Linked DNA regions of Mus musculus: region 1 is linked to region 2. A link is a contact called in ENCODE Hi-C data. All regions are on one chromosome and are shown on one strand. The core of a region is the stretch at or near the end of the contact, and the rest is flanking DNA. Distances in the headings are between cores, read along the strand shown. Region 1 holds the start of Mreg (melanoregulin). Region 2 holds the start of Bard1 (BRCA1 associated RING domain 1).

The links. Hi-C counts contacts between places; a loop is a spot of excess contacts on that map.
Region 1: a map of T-helper 17 cell shows a loop between it and region 2 (3-fold over the local background). The contact joins the promoter of Mreg here to the promoter of Bard1 in region 2. A Hi-C loop is called at or near these places in 2 of 37 maps with a recorded cell type or tissue (T-helper 17 cell and v-Abl transformed pro-B cells).

The regions. Positions count from the first base shown.
Region 1 is chr1:72,206,342-72,213,581 of GRCm38, reverse strand. Mreg (melanoregulin) reads left to right here and starts at 1,275. Exons shown (of 5, transcript NM_001005423.2): 1 at 1,275-1,565. The coding sequence starts at 1,471.
Region 2 is chr1:71,096,868-71,104,294 of GRCm38, reverse strand. Bard1 (BRCA1 associated RING domain 1) reads left to right here and starts at 1,323. Exons shown (of 11, transcript NM_007525.3): 1 at 1,323-1,627. The coding sequence starts at 1,488.

The sequences.
Region 1 (7,240 bases), core at 26-2,525, 1.1 Mb before region 2:
GTCAGTTTATTATCCAGGCAGGCATGGTGCAGGAGGAGCTGAGAGTTCTACATCTTCATCTGAAGGCTGCTAGCAGAATACTGGCTTCCAGACAGCTAGGATGAGGGTCTTAAAGCCCACATCCACAGTGACACACCTACTCCAACAGGGCCACACTTTCTGATAGTGACACTCCCTGGGCGATCACACCTTGTATTTTATATTGAGTATAGGGTTTGTATGCCAGAGTCTAAATTTGAATTGCACACTGGAAAGCAATTTGGCAGGATTCATTAAAATTAAAGGGGTGGACTGGAAAGATGGCTCAGTGGTTAAGAGCAATGACTGCTTTTCCAGAGGTCCTCATTTCAATTCCCAGCAACCACATGGTGGCTCACAACCATCTGTTATGGGATCCAATGCCCTTTTCTGGTGTGTCTGAACACAGCTACAGTGTTCTCACATATGTATAAAATAAATCTTTTTTAAAAAAAAAATTAAAGGGGCATCTTATGACACAGCAAGTCGACTGCCACATCTTTATTCAGTTGGTGTAGAAGCTCCCAAGTGCAGCAGTTCAAGGATGTGCACTGCAGCCCTCAGTACAAAAGGCTGGGATTGGTTAACATGTTCACCATTATGTTCACGGTCTGGTTAAATAACACTGGCATCGGTAAGATTAGGTCTGCGTTAGGAAGACAGAAAGATACACATACAGTCTGCATGACATCAGTGAAAAGAGCCAGGCACAAAAATGTGTGCATGGGAAGGGTTGGAGGGAGAAAGGGAATGGTGAGGGTGGGTGGGGCAATGCAATGTTTTAATTTCAAAAGATAAAAACAAACAAACAAACAAAACCCCAAACAAAACAAAACCACAAACATTTGGTGCGGTAATCTGCTGCTTGGACATAAAAAAACAAAAGTGGGATTTCTGGGGGCTGGTGAGGTAGATGGCGCTACACAAGACAGGATTCTGTTCCCAGCACTCACATTGTAATTTACAAAAATAAATCTCTTGTAATATAACAGTTGTAGAACTCACAAGCGGTTGCTTTTTTTTTTTCCCCTAAGAGTGTTCAAGGGCTGGAAGTTTGAAAAAATAAAAAAACTTTTACAAAGCGTGTATTGTGGGAGACCATTTCCTTTGCAGAGAAGCCAATTAAAAGGACAGTTGGGTTCGGCCACGCGCAGCAGACCCCTGCTGCTCAGCGGTCACCTCCGGGGTTCTGCGGGGCGCCTGGAGCGCGCTCGCTCCCTAGAGGGCAGCCGTGGGCGTCGCAGGACGCATGCGCTCGGGCGGCACCCGGGGAATTAAAAGAGAGAGGGAAAAGCTCCCGCGGCAAACGCGCAGCTCGCGTCCCCACGGCCGGCCGCGGCGTGATGCGCACGGCCCGGCCCGTGACGCCGCGGCCGTCCCTGTCCCCGTCCCCGCGTCCCCGCCGCCATCGCGCGCCCGGCTCCGGGATCCCGGCGCCGGGCCTCGCTCCCCATGGGGCTGCGCCGCTGGCTACGGAGCGCCTGCTGCTGCTGCCCGTGCCGGTGCCTGGAGGAGCCCGCGCGGCCCGAGAAGGAGCCGCTGGTCAGGTGCGTATCGGGCCGCCTCGCGGGGTGGGGACCCGGGTGTCGTCTGAACCGGGGAAGGGGTGCTGTGAGGTCACACCGCGGTGCCACCCGGCCCCCCTCGGCCCCGGTCTCGCACAAGACGATTTAAGCTCCGGATCCTTGGTTCAGATTTTGTGTGGCTCCTCGGAGGCAGCGGATGCCCCTGGGAAACGCCACTGACTGCTGCAGGGGAAAGGGCCGGGAAGAGAAGTTTCCAGAGGGGGTCTCATCGGATGAGACGGACGAGCGTGGGTTTCCTTGGCACTGAGATGAAAAAAAAAAGTTTGGCTATCTCTTCCAATGTCATGACCGAAAGAAGTCGATTTCAGTGACTGAGGAAATCTTTCTCGTGATAAAACTATGCGTGCTGTACCAGTGACAGCCAATTGACTGTTCGGGGGTTTAAACTGAAATGTGGGGACATTTAATGCTCATTAGCTAATGTGCTAAGAGGCTTTGTGAAGGAACCCTGTGCACAGCTTTGCTTGACTTTTTTTTTTTTTCCCCTAAAGCGATACTTTAATATACGTATAAGCACGAGGGGTAGAAGAAAAAGGCACTCAGAAATAAGACATACCCAAGCGTGGTTGCCGGCTCCTAGAGAGAGAAGAGATAGGACTGTGATTTTTATTTTTCCTTAAAATGTTGGTTTTTTGTTTTTTGTTTTTTTCTTCCTCCCTATCGTGAGTTTGCTGAAATTAAGTTCCACCATGCCAGGTTAACCTTATCGAATGAGGTCCCACCAAGTCGTGCCCCAGGGAACAGAATTGAAATTAGGGCACAGGATGTAGGGTGGAATTCTAGGCTTGGTGAACAAGCGCAGAAGCCAGGACCCCTTCCTTAAGGGACACGCAACGAATCCAATCCTGCTTGCACAACTCTGGCAGAAGCAGCAAAGCATGGCTTTACCTTGCCCTACTCTGTCAAGTCCAGACACTTCCCCTGACTTTGCAGAGTTACATAACCCATCCTGCCTGTCTGCTCTTATTTTCCAGCGCATTAAGCAGGATGTACTTGCCCCTGTAGGAACAATCTACTCTTAGTCCCTCCAAGCTCCTGGCCAATGGTGACCTTTTGCCTTCTACCCTTTCCTAAAGTGGCCTTGTGGCCCCTTTTCATCTCCCTTTTGCGAGTCAGGACTTGGAATTATCATCTTGTTATCTGGTGAGGTGTTTCATGAAATATATCTAGATACCCAAGGCACCACACACACACACACACACACACACACACACACACACACACACAAATACACACACACACACACACACACACTCTGTCTTACTATGTAGACCTGGCTGACCTCTAACTCAGAGATCCGTTTGCCTCCTGGGTGATCTGATTAAAGGCGTTCACCACCCCTCCCGGCTACCATACTATGTTTGGTTGTTTTTGCTAATAGCCCTCTCACTTAGATTTTGAGATTACTTTGGGCTTGGAGAAATCTAAATTACCTATCTTTAATTTAAACAGCAAAAGCTAACCGTGTAGATTTTTATCTCAGGACTTTAGACTCTAGGTTCTTATGAAATACAGCCTTCAATTTACTTTCAGCCATTTTTTTTGTTTTTTGTTTTTGTTTTTTTTCTAGTGCTTTTTTTTTTTTTTATTCTTTTAGAATTGCTGGACTTCAGGTGCTTTTTATTTTGAAATTGAGACCTTCTCCTGTCTTGCTTTATGCTCAGTGGATGACAGTCTGAATTTTGTGACTTTCTTTCTTTTTTTAAAAGAAGATGAAGTTAGCTAGGCATGGTGGAACAGGGTCATGATCATAGCTCCTAGGCTGGGAGGCAGGAGAGTCAGGTGTTCAAAGCTGCCTTGGCCAAAGAAATCTAAACACAACACCCTATCTGAAAAGAAATGTTTAAAATTTACGAAGGTGGGGCTGGAGTGGCTCAGTGATTAAGAGCACTGGTTGCTCGTCCAGAGGTCCTGAGTTCAATTCCCAGCAACCACATGGTGGCTCACAACCATCTGTAATGGAATCTGATGCCCTCTTCTGGTGTGTCTGAAGATAGCGACAGTGTACTCATACATAAAATAAATAAGTCCAAAAAAAAAAAGTTAGGAAGGTGCCAGGGCAGTTGTGGTGGCGTACGCTTTTAATCCCAGCAGGCAGATCTCTATTAGTTGGAGGCCAGCCTGGTCTACAGAAAATGTTCCAGGATTGCCAAGGCTACACAGAGAAACCCTGTCTCAAAAAACAATAACAAAAAACCCCAAACAACAACAACAACAACAACAATAGGAAGGTATCATCAGTTGGAGCAGCATAGCGAAGCGTTGATGAGCCGGGCTACCTGGGAGGAGTCAGGTGAGTGGGTGGCTGGCCGTGAGTTATTAAGGTTATTTGTGTCTTCCACAGCTTCCTCGTGTCTTTGTGAAGGGTGATGATGCCTATGCATCCTGCAGAGGCTCTCGGGGAGAAAGGAAGGGAGGTCATACATGCCAAGTGCTTAATAGAGTGTCTGACAACACGGCAAATACTCCATAAATTGTAATTAGTACTAATTTTCATGTTATGCTTCTGAGCATGTGAGTGTGAGTGGGCTTGTGTCATGTGGTTTAGTGTTATCCTGGCGCCATCTTGATGATAATTATTTCGGAAGGCCAGCTTACTAATGGGCTTGAGATAGTGGTATACATGTGTCTGTGGGTACTCACTTGTTCTTTTCTACCCAAGTTATCAGAAGATCTGGTTTGAATTCATTGTTTTAGTATTTTATTATTGCATATTTATGTGTGTGATATTGATATGTTTGCATGTTTATATGCATGGTCACATGTGAATGGGTACGTGTGTGTGTGTGTGTGTGTGTGCAGGCATATGTGCATCTAGAGGCCTGGGGTTGCTATCACGTGTCTTCTTGACTGCTTTCTTCCCTATATGTTGAAGCAAGGCCTCTCACTTGAATTCTGAGCTCGCTAGCTAGCCCCTTTGCTCAGGAGATCGCCCTGTTTCTGCCTCATGAGCTGGAATTACAGGTGGATGACCATGCCCACTTGGCATTTATGTGGGTGCTGAGGATTCAAACTCTAGTATATGCACAAAATCATGTGGCTGTCGGCATCTTGAGCCATCCTTGGCTTATGTGTGGAGGTCAGAAGAGAGGACCACTTGTGAGAGCCGGTTCTCTTCTATTACCATGTGAGTCCCAGAGACTGAACCCACAGGTCTTCAGGCTTGGCAGCAAGCAACGTTACCCTCTGAGCCATCTTTTCAGCTGGCTATTTGGTACTGTTTAATTCCAGTGTATTTTTAACCCCTCTCAAAAAACCAAAACAAAAACAAAACGAGCACCCTGCTAACCATCACTTTTCTTATTCTTCTCACCGCTAGTTATGGTTACCAAGCAACCAGTAATCTACGTCTTTGGCATTATTGATTTGCCTATTTTGGGTATTTTTTTGTAAGTGATCATAATTGGCCTTTTGTGTGTGGCTTTCTATACTTATCATGATGGCTTCAAGCTTTATTGTATTGGGGCTTGTATCAATACTCTCCATTCCTTTTTATGGCTGGATATTATTTCTTTGCATCATTCTGTGTTTATCTGTCCCCCTGTTGGTGGGCATCTGGATTGTTTCTGCTTTTTCCTGTTATGAAGAGTGTGTGAACATTCGTGTGTAGGTTTCTGTGTAGACATAGTTTCAGCTCCCTTGGGTAAAGCTCTCAGAGTGGAATTACTGGGTCATGGGACCTGCTGTTCTGTTTCTAAAGAGCCTAGGTGAAACATTTACTGATGAGGTCCTGTGACCAGATGGTTCACATCGCTACTGAGAACTTTAGTTCCTCGTGTCATCGTTTTTCTTTCCCTTATGAATTTTTTTCTTTTTCTTTTTTTTTTCGAGACAGGTTTTCTCTGTGTAGCCCTTGCTGCCCTGGAACTCACTCTGTGGCCTCGAACTCAGAAATCTGCCTGCCTCTGCCTCCCAAGTGCTGGGATTAAAGGCGAGCGCCACCACTGCCCGGCCTGCCATTTTCTTAAGTCCTCTATATCACATGCAGATGTCTGAAGAGAAGTTGCCTGGACCCCCATTTCCTTCTTGACTACTGTTGTTGTTGTTATTGTTGTTGTTGTTATTACTAAATAGAAACAGTTGGTAAAAACACAGTTTCTGGTACCTATCCCAAAGAGATTGATAAATAAGTCTGGGACAGGCCTGGGATTCTGCATTTTAGGAACTATAACTGCTTGGTGGTTTGGCTGTGGGTGGTCTGTGGACCTAGTTGTGAAACACACCTAAAAGCTATGCTCAGGGCTGGGGAGACGGTCAGCAGGGAAAAATTGTGCTCTGCTAGCAAGAGGACAGAGATTTGGATCTCTAGAACCCATGTAAAACGCTGGGTGGGTGTGTCAGCCCGACTGTAATCCCAGTGCTTAGAAAACTAGAAGAAAGGGACAGAGGATTCCCCGAGCAGACTGGCTAGCAAGACTACCTGAAATTCAGAGCTCCAGGTAGCAAAGACTGGCCTCCATATAAAAGGTGGAGAACAATCAGGAAGGCCTCCACACATGCACATATGCACATAAGCAAAAGAAATAAAAAACGATGCTTTAGGTGCAGTGGAGGGGCGGTGAGCACGTGGGACACACCCATAGAGATAGCATCGATTTACTGGACTCCTTGACTCTTCCTGATCCTGAAATCGGACTTCTAGCCCAATGGATAGTGTGCTTCTGAAAGTTGCAAGCGGAGAGAATTGGCTGGTCCCCTCTCAGCGTGCTTGCTACCTGTTGCCATGCTGGACTCCCTTGTCTGCGCTTCCTCATTTCCCCTTCCCTGGAGTCTAATTTTGCCTTTGCTGCCTCTGCCTGTAACCAACTAGTGTGCTGGCTTCCTACCTGCTGCCTTTGCTGATGTCATGCTTGTCAGCAGAGACACCTTTTTATTTTCTGTATTCCCTCCTCACTTTGTGTGTGTGTGTGTGTGTGTGTGTGTGTGTGTGTGTGTGTGTGTGTAGAGTGTGTGAGCAGAAGACGGAGGAGGATAGCTGATATCCTGCCTTCAAACCACAAATTATCCTTTTGAGACAGGGTCTTACTGTAGACCTAGGCTGGCAGCCAGCAAGACCCAGTGACCCTACCGTCTACCCCATCACAGTACTGGGACTGTTCACAGAGTGTGAACGTGGCCATACTTGACCTTTTACGTGGATGCTTGAGATAGATTTGAACTCAGTCTTCATGCTTGTCCAGCAAGAGCTTGTGAGCTATCTCTCCAGTTTCCCAGTTTCTTTCCTCCTGAGAAACTTTGCTCGGGTTTAAGGCCCATTTCAGTGACTGCCTTTTTGAGCATATGTTGGGAAGTCTCCCTAAGAAGTTAAGGTGTCTCTCTACTTTTACTCTTGGGCCTCTCCCTGCCTTCGGCCAGCTGTCACAGTTATAAGGTGTATATTTTGAAGTCTGGTGAGACTAGAGGTCTCAGGCCAGCATCTGGTGACTGAATCCTCGCTTTCATATGTCCTGTGGTACCTGGCACAGTGAGCCACAATGGAGAAAGAGTCAAATAAAATCATTTTTGACTATTAGTTATATTTGTTCATTTATGAATTGCTTGCTATCTGTTAAATTTTAATATTATCTTTATTTATTTGTTTGTTTTTTGAGACAGGGTTTCTCTGTGTAGCCTTGGCTGTCCTGGAACTCACTCTG
Region 2 (7,427 bases), core at 74-2,573:
ATAGGCCTCATATCTCATCAAAGAAATAGCTTTAGAGTTTTATTTGTTTGTTTGTTTGTTTATTTATTTGAGATAGGGTTTGTCTTGACTGTCTCAGAACTCTGTTGACTAGGCTGGCTTTGAACTCAGAGATCCACCTGCTCTTCCCCCCCCCTCCCCCCATTTCCATGCCTCTAGTGCTGGGATTAAAGGACCTTCCAGGCCTTTCCACCTTTAGAGTTTAATCAGGGTAGTGCCAAGACTAATTTTGTGTTTGGTAATGTCTTGTATATCTTTAGTGAGGCCTAAGGATGGGAGGCAATCTAGGCAGATGTGTGGATTCCAGTAAGAAGGAACAACTTTAAGGTAAACAGAGGCAGCTGGGGCGGTTAAGCAGAGACAGAGAAATAAAAGGGGATATGCAAGAATGTGTTCATAGGTTGGAAGCTGTGGAGAGGGCGGGCTGTGCTTGCCCAGTGTTAATATTCAGATCCGCAGGAGGGTCTATGGATTTGGCTGGTAGAATACTTCTAGCATAAAGGAGGCTCTAAACTCAGTTCAGCACCATGTAAGCTGGGCGTGGTGGTGCATATCTGTAATCCCCTATCGCGCAGAGGTGGAGGATCGCAAACTGAGAAGTTCAAGGTCACCCTTAGCTTCACAGTTTAAGCTAGGTTGGCAAACAGACGCCGTTTCAAAAAAAAAAAAAAAAAAAAAATCCCCGGGGAGGGTAGACCCTCTAGCAAACAAAAACGTTTTATGCAGTTTATCATATTTTAAAAGCACACCAGAACTTCTAAGAGATGCCCTTGGTCGGATATTTACAGCTAGTTAAAAAGTGAAATTGAAACTTAGTATTTAGCGGATTCTTATATCCTACAGCAAGGAGAAAAAGAGAACTTTCTTATATAAAGGGTAGTACTTTTATTGTCATGGGAAAAGCTTGTCCAAGTTCAACAGTAGCTTGAATGCCACTCTTTGTAGATGGCTTCAGCGGCAAGCTCCTGAGGCTATGGGAGGGTTAGAATCCAACTTCTAGGTAAGCACAGTTTCAGTAAACTGAGAGGGGGTGGGAATGAAACCCATGGGGAGCCCCGCCTCTTTGAAGGCGTGGCCTGAGGCCCCGCCGCTCAGTTTCCCGCTCAGGAAGTTTGAGCGCGCTATACCCCGCCTCCTAGGGCCACAGGCCTAGGTGACTTCTCCCCACGCCTCCTCAACCCCGCGCCTTGGCACTTTGGTTTCCGCGGTCCGCCCTACACCTCCTGAGGGCGTGGCCTCTCAAGCCTCGCCTCTCCATTTCCGGAACTTGGACCGCATTACTAAAGCCCCGCCCTCAGGCCTTGAGGGCGTGGCCTAAAGCCGGGTCCTTCCATCTCTGAGTTTTACCGCGTTTCAGCCTCCGAGCCGGAGGCGTCCGACCAATTCAGAGACTCCGCACGCAGCAGGATCCGGCGGTGACCAGCGGGGTGCGGCGCTAGAGCAAACCTGACCTCCCCTCCTCTGTGGGAATGCCACGCCGGCCGCCGAGGGTCTGCTCTGGGAACCAGCCTGCTCCCGTGCCCGCCATGGAGCCGGCTACCGACGGGCTTTGGGCCCACAGCCGCGCGGCGCTTGCCCGCCTGGAGAAGCTGCTGCGCTGCTCCCGCTGGTAAGGACCGGCCTGGCGACCTAGTGTCGTCTGTCCCTCCGTGTCCCACTCCTGAGTTTTCTGAGTGGCTTCCCAGCCACCTGCAACGAAGATGACTCAAACGGCACTTTTCGAATTTTCGCGGGAGAACTGCCTTCGGGGCGTGGCTCAAAGCGCAGCTCGTTGGTCACTCCCCGAAGGTGACGCTCGGAGCTGAGCCGAGCTAGTGCTGCTGGGGTCCTGGAGTTCGGTCCTCTGGGAGCGTGGTCCCGTGGTTGCGTGCGGGGCACAACAGCCCCTGTGAGGCTGACCTTTTGGTCCTTTCTCTAGTAGCAGGCTCGGCGTGGGGAATGGGAGGCTAGGGACCTGGTGACCGGTAGTTTGGCGATGGCAGTTTGTTGAGCATCGCAATTTTAACTTAGTTAGATTATGGCCCTGTACCACTGATCCTCCAACATGCCCTCTCTTGGATTTTATTCAGTCTGAAATGCACTCCTAAGTGGTACTTTCTTACCTGAGGCTGTTTATCGAATACTACCAAGAAATATACTTCTTTCCCCTTTTTTCTCTTTGGCAGTAGCGAATGTTAAGCCTTCAGTCTTTACTACAAATACAGTGTTAACTGCAACTTTTTTTTTTTTTTTTAAAGTTAACTGGCAACAAACTTTGCACTTACGTTAAATTATTCTTTTTTTTTTTTTTTTTTTTTTTTTTTTACAAACTCTTAGTATTTGAAAGAATGGCATTGTATTTCTTAGGAGAGTGGCGATTCTGTTAACATGAACACGTTCTGAGTTCTGCTTGTGTTTTCCTAAAGCATACGGATCATCCTGGGTGTAGACATACATCGGAAACTCAACTTCTAGTTGCAGTAGCAGGCCAGTGATGACGCACATGTTGGATCTCAATCTGTGGGTCGCGACCACTGGGACACACATTTAGGTCTTAGGAACGGAGACCCAGCTTAGTAGCAAAATTACAGTTATGAAGTAGCAAAGAAAAGAATGGTATGGTTTAGGGTCACCACAACGTTTGGAACTATATTGAAGGGGTTGTAGCATCAGGGAAGGTTGAGACCCAACCACTGCTTTAAATAGTTGAACCACAGTTAAACTCAGATGGAAACACATATTCTTCCACTTAGAATGTGTCAGACCACATGAGTTCAGGTTCCAGCCACATCTTTGGTCTTCTCTGTACCTCAGTAATAATGGTTTGCTCATTCACATATTAATTTGCTAATATTGAGATTTGATAATAAACATGTAATGAATACATACCAAACAGTGTTCCGAGTATGGAGAGCCCATTCGTGAGCAAAGCTTCCTTCCCAATGTTTCTGTAACCCTGCCTCAGGGATCCCAAGAAAAAATTAAATACATGTAAGTTGTTTCCTGTGGTGACTATCCAAAATGGACACAAAAAGATGTGATGAGAAAATGATTTAGTCTGCTTGCTGAGCCATTTGGAAGAGACTAACTAGATAAAGTAATATGAATAATCTGTAGGTTGTCCTAAAATTAAACAACCAGTTTCCCTTTTTACCAACTGCCAGCTCTTTTAAACTAAGCGAGCTAGCTTACCGTAAGAGTCAAGGGCCTGAAGATAATAGTAATTAGGCTCAGGCTGTACTATGCCACATCCAGTTGTCCAGAGAATATGAGGTTCCTGTGGTCTTGTTTTTCTTTTTTTCAGTTTATTAAACTCTGCTAAATGAGTTTATTTTAACTACTAGAGGATATAAGCTCATATAGGACTTTGAATTAATTTTTCCCTGTGAAGTGTCAATAAATATTACTTAGGTTTTTCAGTCACAAATCATCTCTACTTTCTTTAAAAGGGTTAAAAGGCTGGGAGTGGGTGGTTCATGCCCTTACACTCAGCTTTCTGGAGGCTGTTACAATCAGTTGCCTTTGAGTTTTTAGCCGGCCTGGTCTACATTGAGTTCCTGGCTTGCAGGACTACATCGTGAGACCCAGTCTCGAAAACCAAACCAAACCAAAGCAAACAGAAAGTATAAAAATGTTCTTTGTTCAAAGGGCTGTGGGAAAGCAGGCTGTTTTGGCTTGATTTGGACCAGAGGCAACAACTTTTCAAACTTTTTTCCTTCTTTCTTTTATTTTTCTGTTGATACAACAGATTGCTCCATAGCCTGGGTTAGCCTGGAACATATTTTGTGCCCATCTTATCTTTAAATTAAGTGACCTTCTGCTGTAGTGTCCTTAGCACTAGGATTACAGATGTATGGCACCATGTCCAGCCTCAGACTCAGTTTTAAGGAAGCAAACTTAAGTTTAAAGACCCTTTGGTTATACTGGTTTACAGCTCACAGGAAATGGTTTAGGTCATATGGGAAATGCTTTTCTTCCTGGCTTTGCTGTCTCTCAAGCTCTTTCTGCCTCTCCCTTCCTGCTTGCTAGAGGAGAGCAACCCTGGACAGTCTGCTGCTGCTTTGCTCATCATCACCCAGAGTGGCATGTTATTTGAATGGTGTGCTCCTGTCCCCGAGCTTCAGAGCTCTCCCCACTAGGCTGCTGATTACCCCGATTACCCTCACATTCAGCTTGCAGCTGTCATCTCTCTGCTGTTCCCAGCTGTCACCTGTCTTGTGTAGCACATTGGATCTGTTTTGTAGCAGGCATGGCTTGCTCCTGCAGTGGATTGGCTATGTTACAGGGCATCCTTTCCTGACCTTATAACATGACTCTGGCTTCAAGGTGAAGCTGGTGAACGTGTTGAAGAGGCCAGATGTGACATTGACTGTAGGGCCAAGCCTCACAACCAAATAGAAGCTATTTAAGGACTGGGGGAAAGGAAGCTGGAAGACCTTACTATTTGAGAGGCTGGCAGAAAGCAGAGAACTAATGTGTTCCTAAAGGAAGCAGGAGATGCAGATAGGAGCTGCCCTGTTAGTGCAGCCAGGTGTCCTAGGATGCTGTTTTGTGAATTAAAATTAATTACGTACTTCTTGGCATATTTTTGGAGTGAGGAGGGTTGGGCTTTTTATGCTAATTTTATTTTGTGCTTTTTATATCACTTTAGAGACGATTAAAAAATAATCATAACTTTGAAGATAGTTGGTTTTTTCAAAATATTGTTATTTAAAAGATAAATTCATTTTATATATGTGTATATACATATATAAACTTAAAGCACATGTGCATTATGTTTATATTTGTATATATATATGTGTGTGTGTGTGTGTGTGTGTGTATGTATATGTATGTACACACACATGTAAATGCGTAATGTGTGTGTGCTCTAAGTTTGGGATCCTCCTGCCTCAGCCTTGAGAGTGCTGGGACCAAAGCATTATACATGGATTCTAGGCCCTAGGGAGGTTGCTTGGTGGTTAAAGTGTTTGCTGTGCAAACACTTGAACAAATAGCATGAAGATCTGAATTCAGATCCCCAGCGTCTATGTAAAAGTGAGGCTGCTTTGCTCTTCTGTAAGCCCAGTGTGGGGGGTTATAGGAGACAGGTAGATATCAGGGGCTTGCTGGTCAGCAGCCAGGCTGAAATGGTTATCTCAAGTAAAAGACTATCTCAGAAACATAGGTGTAATGATTGAGGGTCGTATTCTAATTAGTCTCTGGCCTCTGTATGTGCCCATATATGCATATACTACACATGTATCCAGCTTTTGTGCAAGTATACGTACAAATAAAAGATGGATGGGACGCCTGCCACTGCATTCCAGCCAGCTTCAGATCCTGGGTCAGGGTTACTACTCTTTGTTCACTTCCTTGTTTTCTAAGTGTTAATAAAATTGCCCTTTGTACCCATGTTATGGATGGATGTTCTTAAAATAAAGCACAGATCTCCTGACTCTAAGCATTTCGCTTTTGCCTCTATAGGAGTTTTGACTCTTCAGAGTGATCTTACAGGCCAGTGATCCTTAAGTAGGATGATTGCTCCCTCTGGTTTGCTGTGGCACTGGTTCATTAGAACAAGAAGTCACTGAGGCATAGAAGCGGCAGTGCATTTTCTCCCTGTAAGGCTTATGTGCTCAATTTTAAGGAGTACAAAGGATACACAGTTTAGGGTAAGTTATGAAGGCCCAGGAGATGTGGAGGAAACAACGTTGCTTAGGTCTGTATGGTGGAGCAAAGTTCTTAGGCTTTGCAGTTAGACCTTTGAGATGTGGGTACATTTTTATTAATTGGCCACAGTGGTGGTGTTGGTGATATTAGCAAATGACTAAGCTAGGAATGTTAGAATAAACAGGGAGTGGGTTAGATGGTCTAAGACGTAAAACCAATCAGATCTTGAGGGACAAGTAGCCTAAAAACCAAGTTTATTAGTTTATTTATTAGTTTGTATAATTATTATTCTAGTTTGTTTCCCTGTTGCTGTGATTAACACCATAACCAAAAGCAATTTGGGATGAAAGGATTTGTACTTTATACTTTTAGGAAAGGGTCACTGAGGGAGACCAGGGAAGGAATTCAGGACAGGAAGGTGGACGTAGGAACTGAAACAGAAACTGTGCAATACTGCCTGCTCTCTAACTAGATAGAGCTCAGCAGTCTTGCTTAGCCAGCCCAGGCCCAACTGCCTAGGGAGGGTGCTGCCCACAGTGGCCCGGGCTCTCCACATCAGTTGTCAGTCAACACAGCCAATCTGTTAAGGCAGTTTTTCAGTTGAAGTTCCCTTGACCCAAGTGACTCTAGGTTGTTTGTAATTGACAGTTAAAACATAAGAATAAAAGAGTTAGTGCAGTTAGCTTCCCGAGGAGGGCTATTCATATGACTTTCCTGAAATCTGTGTCCTTAGCTATTAAATGATGAATATAACTGAATTGGCTTTTAAAGTTGTCTCCAATATTCAGACTTCATAATTATTAGCATTGTTTACAGCTTTTAATAAAAATTAACATCTATGTAAAAGCGGGGCACAGATTCTTAGTGTCCATATCCTCCAGTCTAGAATTTCTTTATTCATGGAATTTATTTATGTGCCACTTTACTTATTTGCTTGATGTCTACCTCCTTCAATTATGGTATAGTTCTCATAAAGACAGGCTCACATTTTTAGCCACAGTGCCAAATATAATGTTTCCAAGTATTAAAATAATGAATGAAAAAAATTAGGTCAAGTATGTCCCAGCTTCAAAGTGGTGATGCTAAGATGACCTACTTAAAGTCACCAAGAGCACAAAGAGAATCCTGTATTGGTTTCCAGTGTTAATTACCAATACTGAACGGTGGTTAAGGCCTCAAGGCAGATGTACATGTAGGTCAGTCTGACTTCTGAGAGTCAGAGTTAAAACTACCATACATGCAGTCCTATTATGGGTGAAGGCCCAGCTGGTGTTGTTAGATAGGGCTTGTGACTTTTACAGAAATTTGTCAAACGCAGGGGACATCTTTTATTTTATTTAATTTTAAGACAGGGTCTCATTCTGTTGCTCAGGTTGATTTCAAACTCCCAGATTGTCTCTCCTTAGCCTCCCTGGTGCTGGGTTTGCCCCTGTGTGCTACTGAGCACAGCTGGATGCCTTTCTTCTGTTCTTTATACCACAAGTGAAGGTATTACTGCTAAGCAGGTCTGGGCTCAGAGGAGACATTAGAGAATGACAATGATATCTGAGGGTTACTTGCATGTGACTGGTCTGTTTCTAGGAATGAGAAGAGAAGAAAGGAACACTTAAGTGTGAGCCTTGAAATCCAGAATGGCAGGTGAAAGGGATGAAGCTTAATAAGACGGCAGAGCAGCTATTAAGCTTAGCTATTTTACTTTGGAGAAAAGGGAATAGAAGACAGATTCAACACTGGTCACATCTACATGATAGTCTTTGGGGCTTCTATGGCAGATTCTC